2 separate regions of the Homo sapiens genome follow, and region 2 is linked to region 1. Evidence: chromatin contacts called from ENCODE POLR2A ChIA-PET data. All regions are on one chromosome and are shown on one strand. Each heading gives the region's core, a stretch centred on a gene start or an enhancer-like site at or near the end of the contact. The rest is flanking DNA. Distances are from core to core; before and after follow the strand shown. Region 1 overlaps LOC124901809 (a long non-coding RNA gene). Region 2 holds the start of MICALL2-DT (MICALL2 divergent transcript).

Region 1 (6,473 bases), core at 1,608-4,107:
TTAGTAGAGATGGGGTTTCACTGTGTTAGCCAGGATGGTCTCAATCTCCTGACCTCGTGATCCTCCCACCTTGGCCTCCCAAAGTGCTGGGATTACAGGCGTGAGCCACCACGCCCGGCTAATTTTTTGTATTTTTAGTAGAGACGGGGTTTCACCGTGTTAGCCAGGATGGTCTGTGTGGTGGCTCACGCCTGTAATCCCAGCACTTTGGGAGGCCGAGGTGGGTGGATCACGAGCTCAGGAGATCACATAATTCTCTAAGAAGTAAAAAAAACAGCAGAAATCGTCCATACAGAGTAATCGTTACCCACTAACATATCCACAGCCAATTTTCCTTTGGGCTAGAGGGAAAGAATTTTGCAACATTTGACCTCCCAAAAAGTGGATGTTGATTCCACAAAGATGGGGATGTTGAGGAGTGAGTGGGGAGAGGCCTGCATCTGCCCCAGCGACTGATCTCACCCTGTCCACAGGTTCCCAAAGGACCCCCGTGTGAGAAGCCGTGATCATGAACACGGATACAAAGAACTCAGAGTAAATCATAATTTTGTTGTAAAACGGAAATGGAAGAAAAATGAGCTCTGTGAACATAATTTCAGGCAAATGAAAAATTGATTGGAAACGGACTTCAAGGTTAGACCATTGGTCCAGGATTCATGACACCGGATCGATAGTGTTTGCTCTGGAAAATACCTTTTCACTGAACATCCACGAACAAAGGCAAGGTTATAATAAAGCTTTTGGAATTCAAATTGTTACCAGGGTCAGCACGCTCTCACTCTGCACACGCACACATACGCGCTCAGACACACGTGCACACACGAGCACGCACCTGCATACACGCTCCCTGCCTGGGGCCAGCTGAGCTCTCCTGCCCTGCCTGGAACGTGCCTCTCCTTCATGGAAACAGGGAGGACCTGGGGTCACACGGCTGAGCCCACACTCCAGCTCTTGCTGCTCTGTGGCCCAGGTCTTTGCTTGGTCTTGAACGGGGTTCCCAGGTCCTGATCTGTGCTTCCCGACTTCCTCTGTGTGAGCCCAATAATCTACACTCCCCTGGAATGTGTCCGTTCGAAGGAAGATCCCACTGGCGTGTGCGTGGAGTCCTCCACCACAGGTGAGGAGCACCTGGCACCTGGGACTGGGTTCAGCCACTGTCCCGCCGCTGTCCTGTCCTGTGGCCGCTGTGGGGGCGACTCTGGCCCTCCCCATCTCCCCTGTTAGTGGCCCCCAGGGCCCTCAGCCTCCCTCTCCTCCTGCTCCCTCTCCCAGTTGCCAACTCCCAGCCTGGCCCAGAAGACCACCTGCCCCCCATGTCGGAGAAGTTGCCGCAGACCTGACCTGCCAGGGCAGGGGTTAGACTCCCCGCCCCACCCAGCCAGGGCGTCTTTTCTGCCCGCGGGTGGGTGCAAGCAGGCTCCCCCCAGCCACTCGGCTTCTGCAGGGCTGAGCTTCACTGCCCTGGACAAGAATGGACAAGAACCGGACCGAGGCCGCCCATGGACAGCCAGCCAGCCAGGCTCCGCTCGGCCTCTGACCCACCGCCTGGCTTGGGCACCACGGCTCCTCTCTGCCAGTGGCTGGGGGGCGGCCTGGGCATCCCCATGAGCACAGACTCCTCGGAATCCTGAGAGGCCCTCCCCTCCCCTTCCCTCCCCTGCCCAGTCACACCCAGTTCTTTCAGCAGGGGAGCTGGGGGACACTGACTTCAACATGGGCCTGGGTTTGGAGGAGCTTGTCCCTCTCATGCTCCTCATATGCCCAGTGAAGCCTCAGCCAGGGACAGGCACGGAGCCCTTCCCGGCCTCATGGCGCTTCCTGAAGTCGGAATGTGCGTCTTCAAGCTGTTACCGCATCCCCCTTGCCTGTGAGGAACCCCACAGTGCTGTACGGCCCCGGGCTTCAGGGCACGCCGCCCTTTGTCCGCTAACTAGTGTGGTTGTGTGGTTCTCTGAATAGCCTGCATGTCACGTTTGACCCTCAGCGTGTGCAGCTCCAGCGTGTGCAGCTCCAGCGTGTGCAGCTCGGGGACAGGGTTTGCCTCCTTCACTGCTGGGTCCTCTGGTCTCACGGTGCTGGGTTCCAGGCACGGGAACCCCCAGAAACCTCGAGGTCTGGCCTGGTCTGGCAGGCGGGGCCTCCAGGGAGCCAAGAAACGGGGCCTCCCTGCCCCGGACTGCCCAGAAATGATTAACGCGGGAGGCTCTGGAGGCTTTGTTTCTCCTGGGCTGGGATGGGGGTGCGGGTGGCCGGGGGTCACGGCCCGGGCGAGCGCCTGTCTTATCTCTCCCAGGCCTCTCTGGTTTCAGCCTCGTATTTGTTCTGACATTAGGTGGGCGTTATCTCCAATTCGTGGCTTCTCGATACAACCCCAGATGCTGCTGGGAGTTTCTCTGGGGTTCTGGGGCCCTCTGGGGCTGGTTGAGAGGGGACTCACTGCCCACGAGGGGCTTCACCCCTCCCCAGAGCCTGAGCTCCAGAGGCCTGAGAGACGCCACCGCCTGCAGGTGCCACGGGGCTCTGTTTTCTTATTTCTGCTTCTTTCTTTTAAAAAGGGTGCGGTTTCCTCCGCTAGAGCAGGGACCCATCCGTGGTGGTTCAGAGTGTTGGCTCTTGTCTGGTGGCCAAGGGCTGCCCTGCTCCGGCCTCTGGGATGCACTTGTGGACTGGGCCTGATTTGGCCATTGGAGTCTGGGTCTTCCGCTGCGCTTGGGGCCTGCATGTTGAGCTTCTGTCCTGGAGAGGTGTGGACAGAGCCACCAAAGGCCAAGGGCCCAGCAAGGGCTCTTCCTACCCAGGCTGAGGCCTGCAGCCTGGACCCCACCTCTTCCTGCTCCAGGGCCTCCTTCCTGACCCCCTGGCTCTGCTCCCCTCATCTGGCCACCCCAGAGGCCCTTCCTGTCAGCTCACTAGGCCCTCAGGAGGGTAAAAATCCAAAATGAGTGGAGACGGGGGCTCGATACCCACAGCCAGGAGCACAGTGGGTCAGAAACACGGCAGGTGTCATCAGAAGTCTGATTAGATTCTCCGTGGAGCTGGAAATGCAAATATTGATAGAAGTCGGAAGACTTAGTGATCTCTGGTCAGATATGATGTCACCTCGAACACCTGTTTCTGGACAGAGTTTCGAGAACATGTGACGTGTGTCACACGCTGGCACTGCCAAGGGAGGCTGATAGTGTAATCGCCGCAAGGTTACTGGCCGGGGCCCGAGGGATAAGGAGGGCAACATGTGGCCCGGGCAGGCTGTTTGCTGAGCTGCCAGCACCAACCGCTGGGGCCTGGCCTGCAGGACTCACCAAACCCTGCCATCCCGGTCTGGCCAGGCCTGGCCAGCAGACATGTGCCAAACAGTGAGCTGTTCTCCGGCCCCCGGAACTTATCTTGAGTCAATAGAAATGCTGGGCAGTTATAGAGGCTATTAACAGGGGCCAGGAGACAAGGGCTGCATTCAGGCCCGCAGCCTGGTTTCCAATGAGCTCAGCTGCTCCACAGCTGGGGCCAGGGACAGACTCACACCCCCACCGGCCAGGCCTGTCTTCCCCACTGGTAAACAAGGGGGCGGGAGACAGGGGACAAGGGACAGGGCGCTGAGTGCCTGGGAGCTGGACACACAGCCACATCGAGGGGCCCGAGAAAGTCCTCACGCCCCAGCAGGTGTGGCAGCAGTCAGGGTGCACGGGACCTGCCCACACAGGTGCAGGTGAACTAGGAGGTGGCGCGTGGCCATTTCCTCCTTTTGCAGGACAGACCAGGACGTGGCTGATAACACCTGCCCCGGCAAGACAGGGTTTCTAGAAAAACATGCTTGATGGTCAGAAAAAGTTTGGAGTCATTGAAGTGAGCAGGGGTAGTGGGAACCTACACACCGGATCCCAGTATCTCTGGAGTGTTGAGGGCTGCTGGGGACCCTTGCTGTCAGAAACATGCCTGGTGTGGACCCGTGAGCAGAAGGAAATGTCGTCCTTACTGCTGCATTCTGTCCTGTCTCCTCGGGCAGCTCTGGACCAGATGAAGACCACTAGGGTCAGGCGTGGATGCCGGGGGACAAGCGTGGATGCCGGGGGAGAATTTGTCCGTTGATTTGGCCACACAGGCCGGTGCTTCTCACACATTGTCAAATGCAGGAATCGCCTGAGGGTCTTGTGATTTAGGAGGTCGGGGCGGAGCCCTGTGATGCTGGAGCTGCAGGCCCAGGAACCCCACTTCGACTACCCAGGCTGGAGACGACGCTGGTGTGGGGGAATTGTCACCTCTGAAGAAACAATGTTTCCATTAAGCAGTGCTCGGTTTGCCCTGAAGAGTCCAGGGTGGTGAGAGATGACAATTTGAGGGGACGCCCCTCTGGAGTGGGGGGGTGGGAGAGCTCACGTGGAAGAGGCACCCACGCAGGCCGGAAAACATGGAGACCCTCAGGTTATACAGTTACCCAGGCCCCTCAACAGCATGGCTCCTTCCGCCCGCACACTCCTGCCCTGCAGTGTGAACCGGGGATGCATTTTAGCACAGAGCCTTCCCTAGAGCCTGCGGCTGGAAAGTCCCTGCACCGGATCGGACGGTATCCCCTCAAAATTCGTGCCCACCCAAACCCTCGAATGTGACCTTTGGAAACAGGGTCTTCGCAGATGTAATTAGCTGAGGACCTCAAGCTGGAATCCTCTTGGATGTCCAGTGGGCCGTAAATCAAATGACAAGTGTCCTTATCAGAAGAGGAGAACAGAGAGAAGCGGGCCACAGAGACATGGAGACAGAGATCCGAGTGGCATGGCCAGAAGACAAGGAGTGGCAAGGACCGCGGCCAGCACCGGAGGCGGGAGGGGCCTGGAGCCGACGCTCCCTCGTGGCCCTCAGGGGGACCCACCCTGCCGGCCTCCTCAGTTCAGACGCCCTTCTGTTGCGTTAAGCCCTGCTGTGCACGGTAATGTATTCCGATGAGATGCCCAGGAGCCTCACACAGCCTTTTCCCTGTTCCTCAGTAACCCTCGGGCAAGGTCGCTATCATATTCCTGTGCATGGCACACTCACTGCACCCTCCCGTGTGCCGCGTAGAGGGGTGCCACACAGATGGTGCCGTTCCTCCCTCAGAGGGATTTGTTGCTTTAATAGACACTAAGCCTACTGACCCACGGCCCCTTGGGTCCCCTTTCAGTCCACTTGCAGGTGCATCGGACGGCTCCCGTGCACCCTGACTGACGCCTCTCTCAGGTCCCTGTATGCCACTGCAGCTTCGCATAGGGGGCTGGAAACGTTTTCAGCCTCACTCAGGACAGCCCCAAAGTGCCAGGTGTTATTGTTTCCAGGGGCAACCTCAGGCCAGTGACAGATGCCAGTCCTGGAGATGCCCCGGGATTCCTGTCCCTCCATAGGGTGGCGTCGAGGTGTGTTTCACAACAGCTCCTCAGGGGTTGCCAGCACGGTGGAGCCCCAGCTGCCTGCAGCAGAACCTGCTCCTCTGTGGGTCTTCAACCCACACCTTCCCTGTGCTTCTGAGACCACCTCCCAAAGCACATCCTCCACCGAACCGTTGCCTTAAGTCCTGATTTTGGCAAATCCAAAGTGAGACCCGTGCTGGGATCCAATTGCTCTCCTGCTTAGGCCAGTCCTTTAGGAGAGGATGTCACAAGGTAGCCAGAGGCTGGGTCTTGGGGCTTCCTCCGAGGCCCCTGTGGGAAGATGGCAGGCCCCAAATGGTGGCCGCCTCCAGGAATTTCCCAGTGCTGTGAGGGAGGCATGTGGTCTGTTTCCTACGGAGCTTGGAGCAGCCTGGGGATGGAGGGCCGCCTCTGGGGAGGAGGGGCTGGTATGGGCTTTGGCCATCCAAGCCCCCAGTGAATGATTTCTGGGCACTGAGTGTGTGCTGGGCAAGGTGCTGGGATGCACTGGGGGTGCACCAGTGAGAGGGGAGTGGAGTATAATGGGGAAAAGGCACCTGGTTCCATCTGGGAATGTTCTGGCTGGGCAGAAGGATCTGGAGGCTAAGGCTTGAAGCTGGGAGTTTAAGACCAGCCTGTGCAACATAGCAAGACCTGGTCTCTACAAAACATTTAAAAATTAGCTGGGTGTGGCAGCGTGCACTTGTAGTCCCACCTACTTGGGAGGCTGAGGGCGGAGGATCCCTTGAGCCCACGAGGTCAAGTCCGCAGTGAACTATGATCACGCCACTGCACTCTAGCCTGGGTGACTGAGCAAGACCCTGTCGCAAAAAAAGAAAAAAAATTAAGAAAGAAAGGAGATTCTGCTGAAAGCTAAGTTTCTCTGGAAGATGGACTGACTAAGAGAGAAACTGAAGCTTGGGCTTTGGGAGGTCACAGAGGGAACAGGACTTCAGTCCAGGGTGTGTCCAGGGCCCACAGTAGCGGCAAGGATGATGGTTGCTGAGTGTTTCCTGTGTCCCCCAGGGTGCATCTCACTTTTAAACCCTCCCAACGAGCCTGGAGCCCTCTCCTGCAGTGGAGGTAACTAAGGCTGAGAGC
Region 2 (6,473 bases), core at 2,325-4,824, 1.1 Mb before region 1:
CCCGGGCCTCACCTGGTGTCAGAGTCAGGGCCGCTGCCTGAGAGGGCAGGCTGAAACGGGGGGCCTTCTCCCCTCCCTCCTCCCCTCCTGTCTCCTCCCCTCCCTCCAGTCTCCTCCTTTCCTCTCAGAACCTCAGTTTTTTGAGGTGCAGAATCAATAGAGCCATTTATTTTGTAGATCATAAACAGGGTCTTGTTTTGTCACCCGGGCTGGCGTGCAGTGACATGATCACAGCTCATTGCAGGCTCGACCTCTCAGCCTCCATCAATCCTCCTGCCTCAGCCTCCTGGATAGGTGGGAGTACAGGTGTACACCACCACACTCGACTAACATTTTTGTATTTTTTGTAGAGGTGGGGTCTTGCTATGTTTTCCAGGCTGGTCTTGAACTCCTAGCCTCAAGCAAACCTCCCACTTCAGCCTCCCAAAGTGTTGGGATGACTGGCATGATCCCCTGCACCCAGCCAATCTTGGGTTTTAAACCCACAGCCAACCCACACCCATATATGTATGTGTACACACACACACATTAATGTCTCTGTCACCCAGTCTGGAGTGCACTGGTGTGATCACAGCTCACTGCAGCCTTCTGTTCTCATGTGATCTCCCGCCTCAGCCTCCTGAGTAGCTGGGACTACAAGCATGAGCCACAACACCTGGCCCAGAGCCACTTTTTTTTTGGGTGGCGAGCGGCAGGGTGGGGAGAGTCTTGCTGTGTCACCCAGGCTGGAGTGTAGTGGTGTGATCTCAGCTCACTGCAACCTCCACCTCCCGGATTCAAGCGATTCTCCTGCCTCAGCCTTGCAGGTAGCTGGGACTACAGGCATGTGCCACCATGCCCGGCTAATTTGGTATTTTTAGTAGAGACGGGGTTTCACCATGTTGGCCAGGCCGGTCTCAAACTCCTGACCTTGGGTGATCGTCTCAACTCAGCCTCCCAAAATGCTGGAATTACAGGCATGAGCCACCACCCCTGGCCCAGAGCCACTTTTAAAGGGTGGCTGTAAGTATCAAATGACAATGTAGGCATGGAAATTGGTGGGAGAAGTTGGAGTAGGGGCCTAGCCGGGCCCTGCTGCCTGCACCCCTTCCTCCCGCAGCCCCTGCACCTCCTCCCAGTCCCCTGCACCAGCGACACCAGCCTATCTTCGAGTCTTCCTTCCTGCCGCAGGGCCTTTACAACTCCTGTTCCCTTTGCCCTTTCCCCTTCCTCTCCAACAAAGTGATTCCTACTTAGCTTAGCCTCCAGGTCTCAGTTCTCGTGGTCCTTCCTAGGGAGGTTCTTGCTCTATCTTCTGTCTCCCTCTCTTCTCCTCTTTCTTTCTCCCCTCTCTTTCTCTCTCTGTCTCTTTCTCCCCTTTTTCTCTCTCTCTGTTAGTCCCAGGCTGAGGTCATCATCATTTCTAAAGGGCCTGAAGTCTGGGCCCCCATCTGAGTCCCCATCCTGGGGCCTGTTGAGCTCACACCGCTCTTACCTGTTCCCCACCCCTGGGTACATCATGCTGCATTTATTGCGTGCCTGGGTGGGTACATCATGCTGCATTTACTGCGTGCCTGGCCGTGGGGTAGCCCTTGGTGGAAGGGGACCATGATGTCACTTTGCAGATGAGGAAACTGAGCCCGAGAGAAGGCAGTTTCCCAGTGAGGCCAGAAGGCAGCGGGTTCCCCGGGTGGAGGCTCTGTGTTGGACGGGGGAGGCGTGTGCAGAGTCCACATGGCAGCCCTGGGGAGCACAGATGGGGACCCTGGGAGCCTTCGGTGGCTCCAAGGGGCTTCAGGGTGGGGGTCTTGGAGGATGAGGAGGAGGGGCGGGTGCTGGGGGCCGGTGCGGGCGCAAAGCTCTGGGGTCAGCGTGGCAGGGTGCGGCCGGGGAGATGCAGCGTGATAAGCCTGCGGAAAGTCTGATAAGCAACCTGGACTTTATTCGAAGGACAGCCTGGGAGGCTCCCGGCAGGGGAAGGGCTTGGTCAGGCCTTCTAGAAAGATCCCTCGGGCTGCTGGGGAGGGTGGACTGTGGTGGCTGGAGGGGCAGGAGGCAGCCCTGTGGGCAGAGGCGGGGGGACAGGTCGTCTGGATGGGAGGGTGGCAGCCGTGGGCAGTGGGGAGAAAGGACCATTTGTTTGGGGGTGTCCTGGCTCCTGGCTTCGGGGACCCTGGAGGGACATGGTGTGTGAGGTGCTGGTGGGCAAACGTCACAAATGCTGCCTCCCAGCTCACTGGTGCCAGAGGGGGGCCGCGCAGGATGGGCCACGGGGTGACCAGTGAGATGGCTTTTTAAGTGTGCAGTGGTAAAAGTTCACGATAAAAGTGAAACCCAGGCCACCTCCCACACCACTCCTTTTAAGGGAGCTGGGCCCTAACGCCTGTCCACCCCTGTGTCCCCCATCCCCCACTAATTCCCCCCGCCCACTGCCCCGCTGCTTCTGCTTCTTGATCTCTCCCTTCTTTTCCAGCTCTTCCGGTTCTCCTAACCGTTGCCCTGGGAGTCAAGAAAACCCGGTGCCAGGACCGGCTCCGGCTGTGCTGGCACGATATCCCCTGACATCCGCAGGTCAGGGACTGTGGCGGAGCAGCGGTTAGGGCCAGCCACATTCCCAGGCCACAAGGGCTCCCTGCCTAGCAGCTGCTTGCATGCCCCTGGTGACGGGGAGCTCACCACCTACACACAGGCCTCACTGACACTTAGGCAGCTGGCCATGAACACTACGGTGTCTCACCAGGGACCAGCCTCAGAAAAGATCTGGAACAGCACCATTGGCTGGGGTTGGAAGACCTCAGTTTCTCCTCCTCCCAAGGGGCACAGAGAAGCTGCCCTGACTCCCTGCCAGGGGCTACTGCGGGAAAACACCTTCCTTCCTGCAGGCCCTGCCCAGACAAGCCCTGGCCCCACAGCCAGGAGGGTAGGCCCCCCTCACATGGCTGGTGTCAGTGATTCCGCCCTCGTCCAGCCCCCGTGGCCACAGACAAGGTTCCCCAAGGATAACGGGGCCAGGGGCCAGTCTGGGATAATTTAGGGCCCCAGCAGAGGGACTTTCCTTATTTCTTCTGTCACAGCTCAAAGTGGAAAATTGGAACTACCCTGCAAGTCAGCCTGAGGAATCTCCTGCCCCAGGAACAGATCCTGCCCACAGGCCCCCAGAAGAAAAGCACAGGCCAGCTGTGCAACTCCGGCTCCACGGCCCCCTTCCTGGCCTCAGTTTCTCCTCTGGCAATGCCCAGGCCTCACCTCTGCCTTGCCTGGAACCCCCGCTGGCATGTAGCGGCCTGGAAAGAGAAACCAGATGCGGACGTCCTTTGAAACCCTGAAACACAAGGCGCCTCCTGCTCCCCGGGAGGCCGGGCTGCCGAGGGCTGAGGCCCTAGACAGGGCAGGGTGTTCGAGCCTCAGTGTCCCCGTTTGTCAACGGCCTTTCCTGCCTCTTCTCCATGGCGGTGGGGTGAGATGGTGGTGGGAGGTGGGGCGGCGAAAAAGAAAATTCCAGGTCTCCGCAGGGGTCCAGAATGGCAGGACCCCCAAGCAGACCGCGCCCCTTCACCGGTTGGGGGTCTCGGCCCTCAGCGGCGGGGCGGGGCCTGGGGAGGGGCCAGGCGGCGTGGGGCGGGGCCTGTCGGGCGGGACCTGACAGCGTGGGGGCGGGACTTACCAGGAGGCGGGACGTGCCTAGGGCGCGAGCCCGTACTGGGGCCGGGCGGCGTGGGGCGGGGCCTCTCGGGAGGCAAAACCTGGAGGCTGGGGGCGGGGCCTGTCCGGAGTCGGGGCCTGCCTGGAGCGGGAGCCTGTGCCGGGGCCAGGAGGCGTGGGAACGGGGCCTATCAGGAGGCAGGACCCGGCGGCTGGGGGCGGGGCCTGTCGGGAGGTGGGGCCTGCCTGGGCGGGAGCCTATGCCGGGGCTGGGAGGTGTGAGGACGGGGCCTATCCGGAGGCAGGACTTGGCGGCTGGGGGCGGGGCCTACAAGGAGGCGGGGCCGGCGGGGGCGGGGCCGGGCTCGGCTTCTCTTAGGGACCCGGCACTCGTCGCCCTCAGTCCGGCTCAGCTGGGGCTGGGCGCCGTGGGTCTGGCGGTTCCGTAGCGGTCCCAGCGTCTGTCCCGCCGGCCGGGCGGTCGCGGCACAGCCGCGGGAAGGTGTCGGAGGGCGGTTCCGCCGCGCGGCGGGCGCGCCGCCCACATGGCGGCCATCAGGGCGCTGCAACAGTGGTGCCGGCAGCAGTGCGAGGGCTACCGCGACGTGAATATCTGCAACATGACCACGTCGTTCCGCGACGGCCTGGCTTTCTGCGCCATCCTGCACCGCCACCGGCCCGACCTCATGTAAGTCCTGCCTGGCGCCCTTTGATTCTTCTGCTGTTCGGCTGCGCGCTGACACGGGCGGGGAAACTGAGGCCCGGGCGGCTGGGGGATGGGGAGCCGAGGCGTGGGACTGGGCAGGCACAGCCCACCGTGCAGCCCCCCGAGGCTGTCCTCAGTGGCCTCAGTGTGCCCGGACACCGAATGCAGCTGGGCCAGAGCCATGGCATCCCCCGCCCGCCGGCTGAGTCAGACGTGACTCAGGGCGGCTCCTGGGCCCTGGCTTCAGTCCAGTCCCCCTCTGTGTCCCTGGGAAAGGCCAGCAGAGCTGCCTCTTTGGGCCCTCCGAGGCTCTCACTGCCCAGGGGCCTGGCCACCAGATGGGGTCCCTGGATAGCCCTCGTATGGGCACTGACCCTCCCCCAGCCTGTTCAGGCCCCTGGGGGGATGTGGCCAGGGCCACTGTGGGGGAGCGGCCAGTGCAGGGCAGGAAGCCCCCAGACCCCAGGTGCTGCTGCCAGCCGGGCCTCTGAGGCCCCGGGTGATAGGGCCCGAGATGGAGAACAGCCCCCATCTCTGGGAGCAGCAGGAGGTGGCAGGGGTTGAGGACTAGGCTGTCTCTCCCCAGGAGGGTCTTGGCGTGTGTAGCTGGGCAGCTGGCCCTGCCCGTTGCTGAATCTTGGCCCGAGCCTGGACCTGCTCCATTGTTTATTCACTCAGCAAACGCTCTTTGGCTAAATGACTGGGACCAGGCTTGCTGGGACAGAGATCTGTGTGTCGGGGCTGGGGGCCAGACGCTCAGGAAGGGGGGCCCTCAACGGCCACCTGCAGCCCAGGCACCTTCTGGGCAAAGCGTTCTCCTGAGTGTGTTTTTGGTGGGAAGGTCTCGGGGTTGGGAGGAGCCACAGGCAGCACCTGGGGCCTCTGTCAGGCCGCAGCTGTGCAGACCAGAGAACCGAGGCTAAGAGGAGGGGTCCTTGCTCAGGTCACACAGCCCCAGCCCGTTGCGCAGATCCGGGGCTCCTCCCCTGTGCCCCTGGACACTGTCCTGCCAGTCCCACTCTCTGCAGGAAGCTGGGGTCTTGAGCAACAGCCTCGGCCCCTGCTCTGAGGTTGTGACATGCATTCGTGGAGCCACCAGGGGCTTCCATTTGGCGTTTGGGCAGCAGCCGCTCTCCCTCGCCAGGAACGTGCCTCTGTTGCCCTTGCAGGCAGAAGATGCTGGGCACAAGGTGCGTGCTTCCACATGGAAAGCCTGACGCTGAGCTTTGAAGGAGAGGGCCAGGGACCTGGAGACTGGGAGAAGGACCCGGAATGGGGAGGAAGGCAGGCGAGACCCCACCCCCGGGGCTGCAGGGTCCTGGATGAGGCTGGCTGGTGGCTGAGCCCAGGCATCCAAGCTGGGGCCAGCCCGAAAAGCCTCTGGGGTGGGGAGAGGCGTTGCCACCGGCTGCTGGCCACCAGCTTCATGGATCACTGGTGTCGCCGGAGATTTGGGGCCCTCTGGTCCTGGGGAGCTTCTCTGTACTCCCTGCCGGCTCAGACGTGCCTGTGGGCAGTGCCCAGGGTGAGCACAGGTGCATGTGCATGCACTGGCACGGTGGTCGCTGTGTATCTCCTCAGTGCACTGACAGTTATTGAGTACCTGCTGTGTACCCAGCACTGAGTCCTGTGCCAGTTCCCCTCAGCCTCCAGATGCAGGGAGCAATGTTCCGGTCACAGAGACAGACAGGGAACAGGTAAATGAATAAAAGCCCAGGGTGGCTCCAGAGAGTGCAGAGGCCAGAACAGGAAGGAGGCGGGAGAGAGAGGAGGCCCTCTGCCCCCAGCTCCGGTGGGTGTGGAGTTACCCAAGCTGTGGCTGACTTGGTTCTGTCCCCACTGGACTGTCAGCTCCAGAGGGTGGGGGCTCTGTTTTGTTCACTGCTGCACCCCTGGTGCCTGGAACTGGGCTCGGTAGATACCAGCACATGGTTGGAGTTCTGCAGATAAGGGCCTTTCAGTTGGGGTTCAGTAGATATGGTAGGAGCTTAGTAGGTGCCCACGTGCAGAAGGACAGAGGAGAAGGCCATGTGCCCTTGGAGGCAGAGATCAGAGAGGTGCAGCCACAAGCCAAGGGTGTCCTGGGCTGGAAGAGGCAGGAAGGACCCTCCCCGAGAACCTCCTTAGGCAGCAAGGCCCAGCCCAC

What was found. ChIA-PET counts read pairs that join two places held with the same protein, here RNA polymerase II (POLR2A).
Region 2: POLR2A ChIA-PET joins it to region 1 with 16 read pairs in PC-3. The contact joins the promoter of MICALL2-DT here to the enhancer-like site in region 1. POLR2A ChIA-PET finds 5 or more read pairs at or near these places in 2 of 52 experiments (K562 and PC-3).

The regions. Positions count from the first base shown.
Region 1 is chr7:339,140-345,612 of GRCh38, reverse strand. It overlaps LOC124901809 (a long non-coding RNA gene), which reads left to right. Exons shown (of 2, transcript XR_007060633.1): 2 at 474-752. Among named protein-coding and RNA genes, the nearest start is that of FOXL3-OT1, 51 kb to the right of the region's middle. RefSeq lists an enhancer at 1,391-2,020. Within about 2 kb of position 2,857, at least 15 of the 41 ENCODE cell types and tissues checked have a DNase peak (open chromatin) inside an H3K27ac peak, as active enhancers do.
Region 2 is chr7:1,457,020-1,463,492 of GRCh38, reverse strand. It overlaps MICALL2-DT (MICALL2 divergent transcript), which reads right to left and starts at 3,574. Exons shown (of 2, transcript XR_001745046.2): 1 at 3,226-3,574. MICALL2 (MICAL like 2) reads left to right here and starts at 4,023. Exons shown (of 17, transcript NM_182924.4): 1 at 4,023-4,309. The coding sequence starts at 4,167. RefSeq lists enhancers at 2,266-2,560, 2,097-2,648, 2,649-3,200, 4,624-5,346, 5,347-6,069 and a silencer at 3,531-4,250.